Linked DNA regions of Homo sapiens: region 2 is linked to region 1. Evidence: chromatin loops called from intact Hi-C (ENCODE). Cell type or tissue: PC-3. All regions are shown on one strand. Each heading gives the region's core, and the rest is flanking DNA. Links, peaks and the distances in the headings are about the cores only.

Evidence for each region. A loop is a pair of places that touch in the nucleus more often than their neighbours do. Peaks named below come from ENCODE experiments on the same cell type or tissue, not always from the same donor. Only the 100,000 strongest peaks of a DNase experiment are listed, where the experiment ranks them.
Region 2: a loop joins it to region 1, with 8 times the contacts of the local background. A loop is called at or near these places in 5 of 110 quality-filtered maps.

Annotation. Positions count from the first base shown.
Region 1 is chr4:153,747,091-153,755,529 of GRCh38, reverse strand. RNF175 (ring finger protein 175) reads left to right here. Exons shown (of 9, transcript NM_173662.4): 2 at 4,055-4,092; 3 at 6,744-6,885. Among named protein-coding and RNA genes, the nearest start is that of RNF175, 8.7 kb to the left of the region's middle. RefSeq lists a silencer at 5,059-5,353. In PC-3, for the core only: a CTCF peak has its summit at 5,114 (motif pointing right); a DNase peak (open chromatin) is centred at 5,139.
Region 2 is chr4:153,673,614-153,682,052 of GRCh38, reverse strand. It overlaps the pseudogene LOC100419170. Among named protein-coding and RNA genes, the nearest start is that of TLR2, 6.4 kb to the left of the region's middle. In PC-3, for the core only: no CTCF peak of the experiment used is centred there; DNase peaks (open chromatin) are centred at 4,832 and 5,362; H3K27ac peaks cover 1,849 bases.

The DNA.
Region 1 (8,439 bases), core at 187-8,186:
GTTTTTATTTCTGTCTTCCTGTTTTTAATTTCTAAGAGCTTTTGGTTGTTTTTCTATATTCTTTAAAGCAGTGTTCTTGTCATTATGGGTGCAGAACTCTTTCCTGTCTCAAACGTCTTGTGATCTTTGACTGTTCACTTGTGTCTGAGGTGAGACAGTACAGCACTGTTAAGCTCTTGCTAGCAGGGAAAGCCTGTTGACAGGCAGGCTTCAGTGGAGGGTGACCTGGCTGGGCCTTTTTGTAGGGAGAACAAGGACTGTCCATCTATAGGTCTTTTCTCTTGGCTTAAATTGATTCATTCCCTGTGTAAGGGGCATGTCTGGCTGCCAGCCAAGTGGGCAAGCCCATGTCTAACATGCCTAGGCCAAGAGCACAAATGGAGGCCCTCGTGCCACGTGTCTAAGTATCATCAACTGATCTGCTCTTACAGCCCTGCCTGCAGGTCCACTTGTGGCCCGTGTAGCCACATTCTCCCTACCTGCAGTGCTGGCTGCAGGCTTGAGTGGTAGCAAGGATCTGCTGGGACAGGGAAGATGGAAGTTTCAATGTACCTGTACTAGTTTCCTAGGTCCTCCATAACAACAAAAAAATGTATTATCTCACAGTTCTGGAGGCCAGGAGTTCAAAATCTAGGTGTCAACAGGGTCATGCTCCCTCCAAAGACTCTAGGGGAGACTTCTTACTTGCCCCTTCCAGTCTCTGGTGACTCCAGGTGTTCCTGGCTTGTGGCTGCATCCCTCTGGTTCCTGCTTCTGTCTTCACACGGCCATCTACTCTGCCTTGCTATTCTGTGTCTGTGTCTCTGGATGTCAAATCTTCCGCTCCTTTCTCTTGCAAGGACACTAGGCATTGGATTTAGGACCTGCCCCAAATCCAGATGGTCTTATTCTGAGGTCCTCAATTACATCTGCAAATACCCTATTGCCAGATAAGATCACATTCACAGGTACTGGGGGTTAGGACTCAAACATATCTTTTGGGAGGACACAATTCAACTCACTACGGTGCCTAAACCAGGGATGTGGACTGACCCCACTGACTCCCAAGGAAGCTGTGGTAGATAGGATCTCCCACCACACATCTCACTTTTCAGACTCGGGATTTCCAAGCAGTTCCAAGCTGCTCCCAGACTACCTCACTGCAGTTAATTGAGGAGCCTGGTCAGCCAAGATCCCACTTAGATGGTTTGGGATGGCCAAATTTCAAAACTTTATCTCCAGTTTCCCAGAGCACAGGCTATTCTTTTTCTTCTCCCCAACCTGCCAGTCCCCTGGGGTGTCAGCCCTACATCATCTCTCTCCAATCAAGGTCTACTCACTCAATCAGTTACCAGACTTTCATAATTTTTTTTTTTTTTTTGAGACGGAGTCTTGCTCTGTCACCCAGGCTGGAGTGCAGTGGCGCGATCTCAGCTCACTGCAAGTTCCACCTCCCGGGTTCACACCATTCTCCTACCGCATCCTCCTGAGTAGCTGGGACTACAGGCGCCTACAACCACGCCAGGCTAATTTTTTGTATTTTTAGTAGAGACGGGATTTCACCATGTTAGCCAGGATGGTCTCTATCTCCTGACCTCGTGATACGCCCGCCTCGGCCTCCCAAAGTGCTGGGATTACAGGTGTGAGCCACCACGCCCAGCCTCAAAATATTTTCTTAAGAGACAGAAAAGACACCAGGCACAGTGGCTCACGCCTGTAATCCCAGCACTTTGAGAGGTCGAGGTGGGCGGATCACCTGAGGTCAGGAGTTGGAGACCAGCCTGGCCAACATGGCGAAACCCCGTCTCTACTAAAAATAGAAAAATTTAGCTGGGCATGGTGGCGAGTGCCTGTAGTCCCAGCTACTCAAGAGGCTAAGGCAGGAGAATCGCTTGAACCCGGGAGGCAGAGGTTGCAGTGAGCTGAGATCGCACCATTGCACTCTAGCCTGGGCGACAAAAGCAAGACTCCACCTCGGGAAAAAAAAAAAGAGAGAGAGAGAGAGAGAAAAGATAAAAACACAGTTATTTTGTGTTTCAGGGTTTGAGATGTCCAGGGTCCTCTAAAGCAAGGCAGGGCCCCTGCAGCCGGATCTAGAGGTGATGCTGCCAGGGAGGATGGTGCTAGGGCTCTCTAGACTCAGATGAGGGCTGCCAGTGTCCTCTACTCTCCCTCCACATGCCTGGTGCCTCTTGGCCTGTGCCTCCGGTTTAGCCACTAGTATTCTGCTAGTGTGGGGGCCACCAAACCTTAAACTGACTTTCAGTGAACCTTCTGTTACTAACCCCGGTTGCATCCCCCACTTCTAGACGCCCTAGGAGCCCGCAATCCACAGCCCTCCTGAGGGTCTTAGCACACACATTCTGCTCTGCACTGCCCGCATGCTGGTGGGCTTCGGTGTCTTTTGCCCTGTGGTGTCCCAGTGTCCCTTTCCGCTGGCCCATCTGCTGGTCAGTTTCAGAATTGGCTGCTCTGGACTCCTCTCTCATTCTCCTTGGACTTGGAGGTTTATGTCCTTTTGCTATTGTTCTAGTGGTGTTTGGGGAGGGAGAGGAGGTAAGTGCACTTTTTTTATTTACCGTGTTTCAATAGAAGTCCTCATTTTTACTTTTTTTTTAAACACAGTTATTACTAGTGAGTTTGAACACCTTTCCATAAATTTATTTGTCATTTGTATATCTCAATTCGTGAATTTCTCATTCATGTACTTTGCCCTTTTGGACTGTCTCTTTTTGATTAAATTATAAAAACCCTTTTTACATATGCTTATTAGTTTTTTGCCCCTCACATATGTTATGCTTTCCCCAGTTCAATTTGTCTTTCAAATATTGAGGACTATAATGTATTTTATTTTAAATGTCCTCAAAATCTGTCATTTTTTAACTTTATAATTTCTGGGCTCTACATTATACTTAAAAATGCCTTTTCCACTGCAGAATTATAAACATGTTTACCCATGTTTTCTTCTAGTACTTTTAAGGTTTTCTTTCTCACATTTAAGAGAGAACAAGGCTTTGGATGAAATAGAAAAGTATAAGTTTAGGCAATATTTGCACAATGCCAGGACCTTTCTGGGTGATGCCAGGAAAGAAGTGGGTGGCACAGGGGGTAATACTGGCAACTTCTCCATGGCTCCCTGCCCCCAGGTGATCCCACCAGGTGGGTCCCTAATATTCAAATGGAGGTCACAACATCTGGGCTCAAGTGTTGAGTTCCAGGAGTGAAGCAAGCCTCAGGTAGTCAAGGTGCATGAGTCTCCTCCTTTGTTCCACAGGTCCCTTTCTGCTAACTTCTGCTTTGGGGGCAAAAACATTGGTTGTCTATGCTCTTCTGTGCTCTCCACCAAAGTTACACGATTACGTCTTTCCAATGATTGGCCTTAAAGGTTTCAAATGACCAAATGTAGTGGGTTAGCAATAATCTAGAAAAGGTAGTCCATGGGTGGACTCTGCAGGTCATCCAAAAAGCATGGTTCTGGAGACGATGTCTGTGCTTTCCAGCTCAATTTGTAAGGGCACAAGCCCAGATTACTCCCTTCCCTGGGGTCAGTAATGATGCCTTCTTAACAAGAGAGTACAAGAATGCTCCAAATCAACGGAGCCTCTGCTCAGCTCTGTCTCTGAAACTTTGAACTTGGAAATGATATTTACTCACTGACATTGGAGATATTTACTCACTGCAATCATTTAAGATACCAGCAAAACAGATGGTTTTTAGGGATGCTCAGACTCACACTTCATATCCTAGAAGCCAGAGTAGCATGGCCTATTGGGAGACCACTCTCTGTAACTTTGACTGATTTGCCAAAACAAAACCACAGAAATGGAGCCTCATCTGATTCTCTGATCCAGGAACAGGATCAAATATTTATTAATAGTGACCTGATTACTCTTTTTTTGTTTGTGTTGTTTTAGTTCTGTAAGCAAATTATTTTACTAGGACTTTTATCCCAAATTATTCAAATACTATGTGACATTGTTATTTTTCATGGTCTGGGTTTCCCATATATTGCTTTCACAGAAAAACCAAGAAAATAAGGACATTTTTTGATAAGGGCCCTTTTTATGTTTTTCAGCTCTCTCATACAAAGCTTTCTGCAGAAGACACATGGAAGTAAGTAATTAGTATTTTTTAAGAGTTGTTTTGCTAAAAATTAGATTTTTATCTTAACAGTTGAGAAAATGAATGAAGTCATCATTTTATTTGTAAATTTTCCAGGATAGAGAAGATGGGGTAGGATACACAAATACTACAGACCAAAATGCATGGATTTCATCTGTTTTCTACAGCATGATCTGTAGAAAAAGATCATGCAGTCCCACAAAGGTGGATTAATATATCCTTCAAAATATGGCTGTGTCAAGTTACTATTTATTTTAGGCACAAGATACACTGGTTTTGTTCCTATACCATTGCCCCTGTGTTCTGGTGCATACTGTAGGGCCATTGGGCCCTGTGAGCACCACATGAAGTGAAATAAGAATGAAAAGCTCCTCCTTTTTTGTATTACAGGAGTCAATTTTGGATATATTCCTACTCAAAAAGGAAAATACTTACTACATTTGTACACCAATATATACTTTTCAAAGTACTTCAACATAGGCTAACCAATTTGAGATGCATTTTTATTATAGATTAATCTCATATAACAGATTAATAGATTAATCTCATAAAGCATATTTTATTTTATATCTATGCAAATCCTATTTTAGACTGATGATGAAGTCACTCTTTTATCTATATGCCGTAAGTTCAAAGTCTGTTAATTATATAGAATATTAAACAGCTATTTTAGATTTGGAGCTGTATAAACCACAACTAAGCACTTGTATTCTTTTCATTTTTCTTCCCATATCTTCAGGGGAACAAGTTTGTTTTTTTGCTTGTTTGTTTAAATGAGCTTCTAGAAATCATTCCTGTCTCCTGAGCTCAGCTTCCAATAGAGAGACTAAGAGCCACGTAATTTTATTCAAGTTGCTTACCTGATATGGATTTCATCTTCGTCATTTGATAAATGAGGGAGATTCATTCCATCTATGGTAACTTCCAGCACTGACATTCTGAGAATCCCTCTCAAAGAAACTGAACTTGAGCAGTATTTACTGGGCTCTGTGGGCTGATTTCTACACCTTTTCCAGCAGGGGGCACCCTTGGGATTTGGATGAGACCCTTTTCTGAGGCATTCACTGCTCTTTGGAGTAGCTGTAGAAATGCTGGCAGAGGGAGAGAACCCAACCCACATACCCATCAAGTGCCTTTAAAAGGTCACTATCTCACGGCACAGACTGTTACCCTGTGGTGTTTTCTGGGTGGTACATTAGCTAACTGCATATTGTAACTAGACGTAAGTGGAAACTTAAGAGATTTTGTGACTGATGGTGCCACACTAGGGATGAAAGATAATGATAACCAGTATTTAGAAAGTAACTGACAGCATTCATGATTTTTCCCCATGTTCACTCATCTTGACCCTGGGCCTCTTTCTCTTCTGCTAGGCTTGTGGTTCTCAATCTTGGCTGCCCCTTAAAATCACATGGGATGCCTGAAAAATTCCTGATGTCACATCCCATTCTGCAAATCTGTATTAATTTGCTAGGAATACCATAACAAAATACCACAGAATAGGTGGCTTAAAAATCAGAAATTTATTTTCTCACAGTTCTGGAGGCTGAAAGTCCAAGATTAAGGTGCTGGCAGGTTTTGGTTGGCATGTTGAAGTACAGGGGATTAGGACATCAGTGTATGAATTTTGAGAGGGTGAAATTCAGCCCCCAACACCCAGAAATGGTCATCTAATTGATCTGGATATGGGGGGTTAAGATTTTTTTAAAGCTTCCCAGTGTTTCCTAACTTACAGACAAGGTCAAGAACGACTGCTCTAGGTTTTCATCGAGGCTACCCCAGAACGTTAAAAGAGATGACAAACTATTTTGTTGATTTTCTCTACAATTGTGCAAAACTAAGCATCCAGCTAAAATGGGAACATTCAGCCATCATGGGAATGTCTGTGCATGTCTAAGATAATACTTAAGCCTATTCTTTCTCTCTATTATAGTCCTGTAACAATTTATACAACTCATTCAGAAGCTTTCCATTGCCCCCTGGATAATATTCTCTCCTCTGGCATAAGCACCATCTGCAGGGTTTCCTTTTACTTGAAATAGTAGCAAATGATTTAAAATTACCAACGTTTGACTGTTTTTGACTTTCAAAAATTGAAGTTTCATATGATGCAGCTCAATAATAATTATTCCTTATATAGACACAAATAAAATAACATGTGCTTTATAGTCTTACAACAACCTTGTCAGTTACAGAAGGATGGTTATTTGAAATTTGCAAATGAGGAAACTGAGGCTCAGAGAGGATAAATGACTTCCCCAAGGTTGTGAGGCAATGAAGTGGCAGATCAGGGACTGGACCCCAGGTCTTCCTGGGGCTCATTACTTTTTTTAGCCCCATCACTTAACTTAAAAGACAAGGCTGAGGCCAACCACATGGGAAAGCAAAGGAACTGGTTTTGCTAAGAAAGTCAGGCTCCTCCTCCCAGCTGCTCCTTCTCCAGATCTAGGGAAAGGGAAGAAACCAAGAAAAACTTAGAAAAACTTTACAATCAAAGCTTACCAACCCTTATATTTGAAATCCCCTGTTGCTTTTTGTAAGCCAAACCTGTTTTTTGTTTTTTTGTTTTTTGTTTTTTGTTTTTTTTGCTAAATGCGCAAGGTTGAGGGCTTTTTCAGATGACCTCATTTTGCTGGTTCCAGCCTGCAGCAGGAGAGGATGTACAAGATGCACCGGGGCCACGATTCCATGCACGTGGAAATGATCTTGATCTTCCTCTGCGTTCTGGTCATTGCCCAGATAGTGCTGGTTCAGTGGAGACAGAGGCATGGCCGATCCTACAATGTGAGTCATCCCCGTGGCTGCTGGGAGCCTGCTCCAGCTTGTATCAGCTTGACTGTTTTTTTCCAGGACATGTTCTCCCTTGGTTAGCACTTTGAAGGAACTGCCTTGGTTTAAGTCAGTGGTTCTCAACCAAGTGCAATTTCACTCCCAGGAGACATTTGGCAATGTCTGGAAACATTTTTGACTGTCAAGACTTGTGGGGGGTGAAAAGGGGGAGGGGAGTTGCAACTGGCACCTGGTGGATAGAGGCCAGGGATGCTGGTAAACATCCTCCAATGCAGAACAGCTCCCCACAACAAAAATTATCTGGCCTAAAATGTCAATGGTGCCAAGACTGAAAAACCCTGGTTTAAGTAAACCAGTTTTCCCTTCATGCATGAACAACTTCTGCCAACAGTCCAGGAAAAGGAGGATTAGAATAGCCAAAAGAAATGGTTTAGGGTGTCTGCTATGGTTTGAATGTATCCCCCAAAGTTCTTGTGTTGGAGATTTAATCCCCAATGCAACAGTGCTGGGAGGTGGGGCCTAATAAGAGGCGATTTGGCCATAAGGGCTCTGCCCTTGTGAATGGATTAATGCCATTAATTATTGTGGGAGTGGGTTTATTATAAAAACATGAATGTGGACCCATTTTCTCTCTCATTCTCTCTTGCCCTCTCACCTTCTGCCATGAGATGACACAGCAAGAAGGCCCTTGCAAGATGCAAATCCCTCTGTCTTGTACTTTCTAGCCTCCAGACCATGAGGCAATACATTGCTGTTTATTATTTATTACCCAGTCTGTGGTATTCTGTTATAACAGCAGAAAACAGACTAAGAAAGAAAATTGATACGAAGAAGTGGGTCTGTTACTATAACAAATGCCTGAAAATGGGGAAGCAGCTTTGGAACTGTGTAATTGGGCAGAGGCTGGAAGAGTTTGAAGGAACAGGCTAGAAATAGCTGGTCTTGCTGTAATGGAGTATTAAAGGCAAGTCTGGTGAGGGCTCAGAAGAAGAAAAGAACTATAGAGAAAGGCTGAAACTTTTTAGCGATCACTTAAGTGGTCATGGTCAGAATGTTGGTAGAAATATGAACAATAGAAGCCATTATCCTGAGGTCTTAGACAGAAAATGAGGAACAAGGTATCGGAAGCTGGAGTAACGGCCATCCTCATTATAAAGTCACAAAGAACTTGGCTTAACTGTGTCCATGCTGGAGGGCTTTATGGAAGGCAGAGTTAAGAGCAATGAACCAGGATATCTGGTGAAAGAAATTTCTAAGCAATATATTGAAGGACCTGCATGGCTTCTTTTAACTGCATATAGTAAAATGAAAGAAGAGATAAATGATTTAAAGATGGAATTTATAAGTAAAAGAGAAACAATATAAAATTTGGAAAACTCACAGCCTGGCTACGTAAAGAATAAAAAGACTTGCAGTACAGCCAAGTGACCCTTTGATAAAGGGGATTAACACAGCTAGAAGGAAGCCAGGTGCAAGTAATCAAGACAACAGGAAAATGACCCTGAAGGCATTGCAGTGACCTTCAAGGATGCCCCTCCCATCACAAGC
Region 2 (8,439 bases), core at 254-8,253, 74 kb after region 1:
TTTTGAGCATCTAACTGAAATCCTAAGCTGTTATCTGAAAGTTATCCGAAAACACAAGGCCAGCGTGGTGGTTCACACCTGTAATCCCGGCACTTTGGGAGCCCAAGACAGGAGGATCTTGAGTCCAGGAGTTTGAGACCAGCCTGGGCAAAACAGGGAGACCCCCATCTCTACAAAAATTCAAAAATTAGCCAGGCATGATGGTTTGTAGCTGTAACCCCAGCTACTCAGGAGGCTGAGGTTGGAGGATCGTTTGAGTCCAGTGTGTTGAGGCTGGGAGATAAGAGTGAGACTCTGTTTCGAAAAAACAAAACAAAACACACAGTCTATGTCTTTTTCACATAAAGTATATTGTAATTGTCAGATGAAATAATAAGAAACTCATCCACCGAAAACCACTTAATGAAAATATGCCATAAATCCTGCATTATTTTACAGATCTTTATACATGAACATACATTCTTCAAAATTTTTTTACTCTGCACAGATGTCCGTATGTCCGTAATTTTTTAAGACATTTCAAAAATATTGCCTATGCAAAATAATAGTAGTAAACTTCTAAGTTAACATAGAACCAAGTTCTGAAAACAGAATATTTCATGTTGTATATATTTCCCTTTTAAAAACTAGGAGTTTTTTTTTTTTTTTTTTTTTGTGGGCTCCTGCGGGCCAGGGGACTGAGGCAAGCACCTTGGAGCTGAGCCATAGAAATCAGATCAAAAAGTGTGTTGGAATGAGTAGATGGACAGAATGAATTATGGGGAAGAGGGAACTGCACTCTTCAAAGGTCCCAGCCAGAAGTGGGGCTGGGGGCTGGGGGCAGGGGAAGGGAGCAGGAGGCATGATGACTCCCAAGCTCATTTTTCTTTTTTTTGATATGTTTTATTTATTATTATTATACTTTAAGTTCTAGGGTACATGTGCACAACGTGCAGGTTAGTTACATATGTATACATGTGCCATGTTGGTGTGCTGCACCCATTAACTCGTCATTCACATTAGGTATTTCTCCTAATGCTACCCCTCCCCCAGCCCCCCACCCCACGTTAGGCCCTGGTGTGTGATGTTCCCCACCCTGTGTCCAGGTGGGAATTGTTCAATTCCCACCTATGAGTGAGAACATGCAGTGTTTGGTTTTTTGTCCTTGTGATAGTTTGCTCATAATGATGGTTTCCAGCTTCATCCATGTCCCTACAAAGGACATGAACTCATCCTTTTTTATGGCTGCATAGTATTCCATGGTGTATATGTGCCACATTTTCTTAATCCAGTCTATCATTGATGGACGTTTGGGTTGGTTCCAAGTCTTTGTTATTGTGAATAGTACCGCAATAAACATACGTGTGCATGTGTCTTTATAGTAGCATGATTTATAATCCTTTGGGTATATACCCAGTAATGGGATGGCTGGGTCAAATGGTATTTCTAGTTCTAGATCCTTGAGGAATCACCACTGTCTTCCACAATGGTCGAACTAAAAACTAGGAGTTTTCTTTAACTAAAACCCTTCCCGCTGAGCTTCATTAGTGGCCACTCCAGGCAGGTCTAGGTGTTAATTATCTTCTGCAGCTTAACAGAAATGCTGGGGAATGATCCTAGCCATAGACTGAAGGCCTGTGTCCTCCTGAAATTCATCTGTTGAAATCCTAACCCCCAATGTGAGGTACTGGAGGTGGGCCCTTTGATGAGTGATTAGGTCATGGGGGCAGAAGCTTCATGAATGGGATTAGTTCCCTTCCAAAAGAAACTTCAGAGAGTTCCCTCACCCCTTCCACCACCAAGAACACAGTGAGAAGACAGCTATCTTTGAGCCTGGAAGAGTTCCTCACCAGATACCAAATCTGCCAACACCTTGATCTTGGACTTCCCAGCCTCTAGATCTGTGAGAAATGAATTTCTCTTATCTATAAACTACCCAGTCTATTGGCATTTTTGCTATAGCAGCCCAGATTGACTAAGGCAAATGGCTTCTTAATGGGCTCCAGAAGAATGAGAATGGCAGCATCACTGTTCTCATCAAAAAGACGGAAATGGGAGAAGTCCAGTTCCTTCTTGCACCACTCACTCTTCACAAAGTTTTCAGAAAGCACAAAGACAGTTTTGTGTCTCTTTTCAATGGAGTCAATGATATTGTCAATGATCCACTTGCCAGGAATGAAGTCCCACTTATGAAGACACAACTTGAAGAGGGGATTGAAGTTCTCCAGCTCCTGGACCATAAGGTTCTCCACCCAGTAGGCATCCTGCTCACTATAAGAAACAAATGCGTCATAGCAGATGTCCCTGCTGCAAGCTTTCCTGTGCTTCCTTTTGGCCTAGAGCCAGGCCCACATCATTTTCATGTACCACGGGCTGTGGAAACAGTGGCACAGAACCCCCATGGGCAGGATCAGCAGGAACAGGGCACAGCACATGCCAGACACCAGTGCCACCCTGTGGCACTCCGACACCAAAAGGCAGACGTCCTGAACCTGTTGGCCACACACGTGGGATGGAGAGTCACACAGGTAGTTTGCTGGCCAACCGATAAGAACTTTGGCCAGTGCTTGCTGCTCCTGAGTGAAGGAGAGGAATTCACAGGAGCAAATGAAGTTGTTGCCACCAGCTTCCAAAGTCTTCAGTGTGTGAAAAGAGTCAAGTTGCCCTTTAGAGAAAGTTTTCTTTTCCTGCTTCTTCTCAAAGGGGAAGAAAGCATCTGGTAGGGTCTTCAACACATATCTGAAAATGTAAAGTTATTTAAATTGCAGCTAAATAAAAGTTTACAAGGCTCACTTCTAGTAAGCCTCGTGTCTGGGAAACAATTGGTTAAATTGTGAATTTTTGTGTTAGATAAGTTCAAGTATTCTTCCCTTTCTGACCATTGATAAGTGATATGTAAAGAACCAAGTATATGCTGACCAAGATCAAGGTTAGTCAGTTTTTCTAGAGTTAAGCAGCATTTTCCAGAACTTGCAGATTATTTAGCATGAAATTCAAGGTGTATAGGGAGCTTCAGGCTTCCTTATGGACTGAATACTTCAATTATTCTTCAAACATCAATTTTTCACTGAGATCTAAGAATCCTGATGATTTTGAATGTTGCAACAGAGGATATGCTATTAAGCAGATCTTGACACTTTCAACCTGAAGATCTTTAGTCAATACAAAAGTAGAAGCATGTCTTTAAAATTTTGTCATCATTGAAAATTCCTGTAGCTGAGCTCTGTTTTATTACAGTTTCTATTGGACGTGGTCTTTTCGTGGGATCTCAGCCATCTCATCTTCCATTTTCCTGAACTACATAGGCTTCCAGCTTTACCTCCAACAAGTGATTTGCAAATGCTCTCATTTGATTGCTTCAGCTTATCTTAATATTAGTTTTTTCACAATGAGCCTGACTATAAGGTCCTTTTTTCTTCCTTTTATCTCATATGAAGAACAGTGTTTCCCGCTTCCAAATACTTTTAGAAACTTGAAAGATCAAACAAAACGTCTCAGAGTAAAGTTGACTGCTTCATATGTCAGCTCAAGTGACTGATCTACATTTATTTCAGGCTTTTTAGTTCATATCTCTGGGGATTGGAAACATAAATTTTAAATTAGTTCAGAACAGAAAGTTGGTAAAATATCCTGTTGTTTTTAATTTAGAGAACTTATATATATTTCATGAATTTAAATTTGGGAAAATGGAAAAAGAGAGAAGGAAACATTTCCTCAAGTCTCTGTTGGACTATCCCAGAAGTAAAGAGTCAGACTGTGAGGATGATAGACAAGGTTAGTTGTTAAAGGATAGATCCAAATGCACAAGGCTCCCGAAGACAAGGCAAGTAGTTTTCACCTGTTGTAAGAATTCTGTCAGGCTATAGAAAAGGTGCTTCCAGATTCACACACATCTGCTAAGTATGACTGGATGTAAATCCCATGGGGCAGGGATTTTGTTTTCTTTTATGCACTGAACTATTCTCATCCCCAATAGCATGGCTGGCACTCAATGAATACTTGTTGAGTGGTGGATTGCCTTGCCTTTTCAGAATATGGGCTAGACCTGGAGGAATGGAGTATAAACATCTGAAGTGGCCATTGCAGAGACAAGACTTCAGGGGAAAGAAGCCTAGACCAGGCCCCTTGTCTTGACTGACATCTTGCCTCCACCACACAAGAGCTGACTTCATTTAAAGATGGGAATGAAGAAATATAGTGCACTATTTTCACCCACATAGTCAAGCAAAACCATGAGTGACTGATATCATTTTAATATATATAAGGGTTATATGGCCTTTCAGACCACTTCAGAGAAGAATATGAAAAGAAGGTAGAATTTTATCAAGTTCTAACTTATTTGGAGCACCTTGAAAAATGTACTAAAATATCTTAGCCTGGTTCACGCCTGTAATCCCAACACTTTGGGAAGCCAAGGCAGGTGGACCACCTGAGGTCAGGAGTTTGAAACCAGCCTGGCCAACATGGTGAAACCCCATCTCTACTGAAAATACAAAATTAGCTGGGTGTGGCAGTACCCGCCTGTATTCCCAGCTACTTGGGAGGCTGATACAGGATAATCACTTGAACCTAAGAGGCGGAGGCTGCAGTGAGCTGAGATCATGCCACTGCACTCCAGCCTGGGCAAGACAGAGTTGAGACTCCATCTCTCTCAATCTCTCTCTCTCTATATATATAATATAGATATATATCTATATATCTATATATATATCTTAGCCAAATAACTGCTGAGTCCAACTTTGTGGTATGCCAGTCTGTGTAGGGGTTGCCAACTTCCATGTAGTTGGAAAAACAATGAGTCATGATATGATTCAAAGTCAGGAATATAAGCTGTGTAACCACTGTTTTCTTTTCATTCAGTTTCTATTATTAAGTATAACTAGAGCTCAGTGTGTACTGGTCAGGGTCACAGACAAGACTACTGTCAGCTTCTCAGCCAATATTGCTGGCCAAGTATCTAAGAAGGAATTCCCCAAATTACATACAATGATGTAATCGTTTCCTATGGGTGTGTAAGAATCTTTCAAAGCCTGCAAGGTTTTTGTCCTATTGGGCACTTAGATGGACAGTCTTACTTACTCCAAAAAGTTTCTAGGTGCAACCTCTGGAAGATGTATAATTAGTATTTATATTAATATTTTGTGTTAAAGAATTGGTGGATACTTGATTTTTTAAGACTTGTCATGTTTAAAAGAATTTGGCCTATGAGAGTCGCTTATCATAGCGACTTAAAGTGTATACTTTGGAGAATTTCAGTTCCAAAATGGTGGCATACTGGCTTCATTTCCCTGTCCACAGAAAACTCAAAACAAATAGACAGTGCAGATATTATCACCAGCAATATCCCAGAACTCAAAGATGAGGATGAGTCAGTTCCTGGGGCCACAGACAAGTGAAAAAGCCTGGAATAGACTAAGAGAATCAGATTTCCACATCCACGATGCCCCTCCCCACAATCTGCCTGTCATGAAGCATGGGGAAAATTCCTCCCCACTCATAGTTTCTACCCTGGAAAAAGTGAGATAGAGGTCGACAAGCAGCTTCCCCATCACCTTCGGCTCCCTGGCAGGGGAACTGTACCTGCCTCAACCCACAGAAAGCATCACAAGTGCCTGAAGAAAGAAATATCCCTGCAAACAGCAAAAGTCAAGGTGAGAGGTGGGACTACCTTGCCCAGCCCTGGAAACTCTGCTCTGTAATTAAGCCAAAGGAGATGCCAAATCAGAGTGACTGTTTAGCAGCACTAGCTTTAGGAATTACCTTCCACAGGTCCCTTGGGCATGAACCTCTAGCCAGCCTTCCCAAATTGGCAAGATATCCCCACTGGGACTTCTTCCATTTGGGACTTGCAGCACTCTGATTCTTTGCTAGAGCTGAGGCAAACCTGTGCTTAAGGCATCATCTAGCACCAAAAAGGAGGTGGCAACTTAGTGGTGGGGGAAATAAGAAATTAACAAGTAAATTACAAAGAATCTCTAGGCAAATATACCAAATAAAAACCAAAACAAGCCAGAAAAGACTGGAATAAATAACAAATCCTTCAATGCAAAGACATAGAGGTATATCCACAAGAAACAACAGCAAATAGGGAACCAAAACCTCCCTAACTGGACAAAGCAAGATACCCATGACAGGCCCTAAGAAGATGGCGATACATGAGCTCTCTGACAAATAATTCAAAATAGCAATTTTAAGGAAACTCAGTGGCCTTCAGGATAACACAGAAAAGCAATTCAGAAATTTATCAGAGAAATTTAACAAAGAGATTGAAATAATAATTTTAAAAATCAAACAAATCTTGGAACTGAAAAAACATTTGCTGAAATGAAAAATTTATTAGAGGGTCTCAACAGCAGAATAGATCAAGCAAAGGAAGGAATCAGTTGGCTTGAAGATAGCCTATTCAATATCACACAGTCAAAAGAGAAAAAAGATTGAACAGGAAGAAAGTTTACCTAAAATACATGGAAATGACCAAGTCTAAAATTTATTGTTGTTCAAGAGGTAGTTGAGCAAGAGCAAGGGATGGAAAGCTTATTCAAATAAATAGTAACAGAAAGCTTTCCAAAAATTGAAAAAGATATAAATGTCCATGTAGAGGAAGGTCAGAGAATACCAAACAGATTCATCCCAAATAAGACTACATCAAGGCATAAAATAATCAAACTCCCAAATGTCAAGGATAAAGAGAGGATCCTAAAAGCAGCAAGAGAAAAGAAGCAAGTAACATACAAAGAAACTCCAATTCATCTGGCAACAGACTTATCAACGAAAACCATACAGGCCAGGAGGGTACGCAACAACATTTTCAATGTTCTGAAAAAACCCTGCCACCCAAGAATACTATATTTGGAAAGGCTATTCTTCATATATGAAAGAGAAATTAACTCTTCCCAGACAAACAAAAGCTAAGAGAAGTCACAACCACCAGACCTGTCTTACAAGAAATGCTAAAGGGAGTTCTTCAATTTGAAAGAAAAAAAAAACACTAACATGCAAAAAGAAAACATTTGAAGGTATAAAACCCACTAGTATGAAGACAACCCAAGAATACTCCAGTGCTGTAATTATGGTATGCAATCCACTCAAAACTCTAGTAGGAAACCTATAAGGCAAGTATATGCAAAACAATAATAGCTATAGCAACTTATTAACAGACAGACAATATAAAAGTATGTAAACTGAGAAAAGAAAAGTCAAAATGTGGGGGGTATTGGAGTCAATGTATAGAGGGTTTTTTGTTTTTTAAGTTTGTTCTTTGTTTCTATTCTTTTTTCTGATCTAAGATAAATTATCATCTCTTTAAAACAACTTGTTATATCTATAAGACATTTTTTGTAAGCTTCATGGTGACCACAATGCAAAAACCTATAATAGATACACTAAAAATAAAAAGCAATAAATTAAAACATACTACCAAAACAATCACTTAACCACAAAGGAAGACAGTAAGAAAGGAGTTTAAAAAGGAGAACACAAGCAACAAAATAGCAGTAGTAAGCCCTTATCAATAATAACACTAAATGTAAATGGATTTAATTCTTCAATTAAAAGACATAAAATGGCTGAATGGATAATGAAACAAGATCCAGCTATAAGAAACCCACCTCATCTATAAAAACCCACATAAATTGAAAGTGAAGTGATGAAAAATGATATTCCATGCAAGTAAAAACAAACAAAAAAACAGGAGTAGCTATACTTATGTCAGATAAAATAAAGTAAAAAACTATAAAAAGAGCCAAAGAAGGTCACTATATGAGAATAAAGGGGTCGATTTGCAAGAGGCTATAACAATTATAAATATCTATGCACCCAACAGCAGAGCACCGAAGTATATAAGGCAAACATAATGGAGCTCAAGGGAGACGTAGACTGCAGTACAGTAATAGTAAGGGACTTCAATGGACAAGTCATGCAGACAGCAAATCAACAAGGAAACATCAGAATTAAACTACACACTAGACCAAATAGACCTAACTGACATTTGCAGAGCATTTCACCCAACTGCTGCAGAATACACATTCTTTTGAATCAGCACATGGAACATTCTCCAGAGTCTGCCATATTTTAGCCCACAAAACAAGTCTCAACAAACTCAAAAAGGAGAAATCATATCAAATATTGTTTTTGACCACAATGGAATAAAGCTAGAAGTCAATAACAAGAGGAATCTTGGAAACTACACATACACATAAAAATGAAACAACATGCTCCTGAATGACCAATGGGTCAATGAAGAAATTAAGAAGAAAAAATTAAAATTTCTTGAAACAAATAGAAATGGAAATATAACATACCCAAATCTATAAGATACAGCAAAAGCAATACTAAGAAGGAGGTTTATAGCAATAAATGTCTACATCAAGAAAGTAAAAATACATCAAATAAACTTACCTAATGATACACTTCAAGGAACTAGAAAAGCAAGAACTGTATTAGGGTTCTCTGGAGGGACAG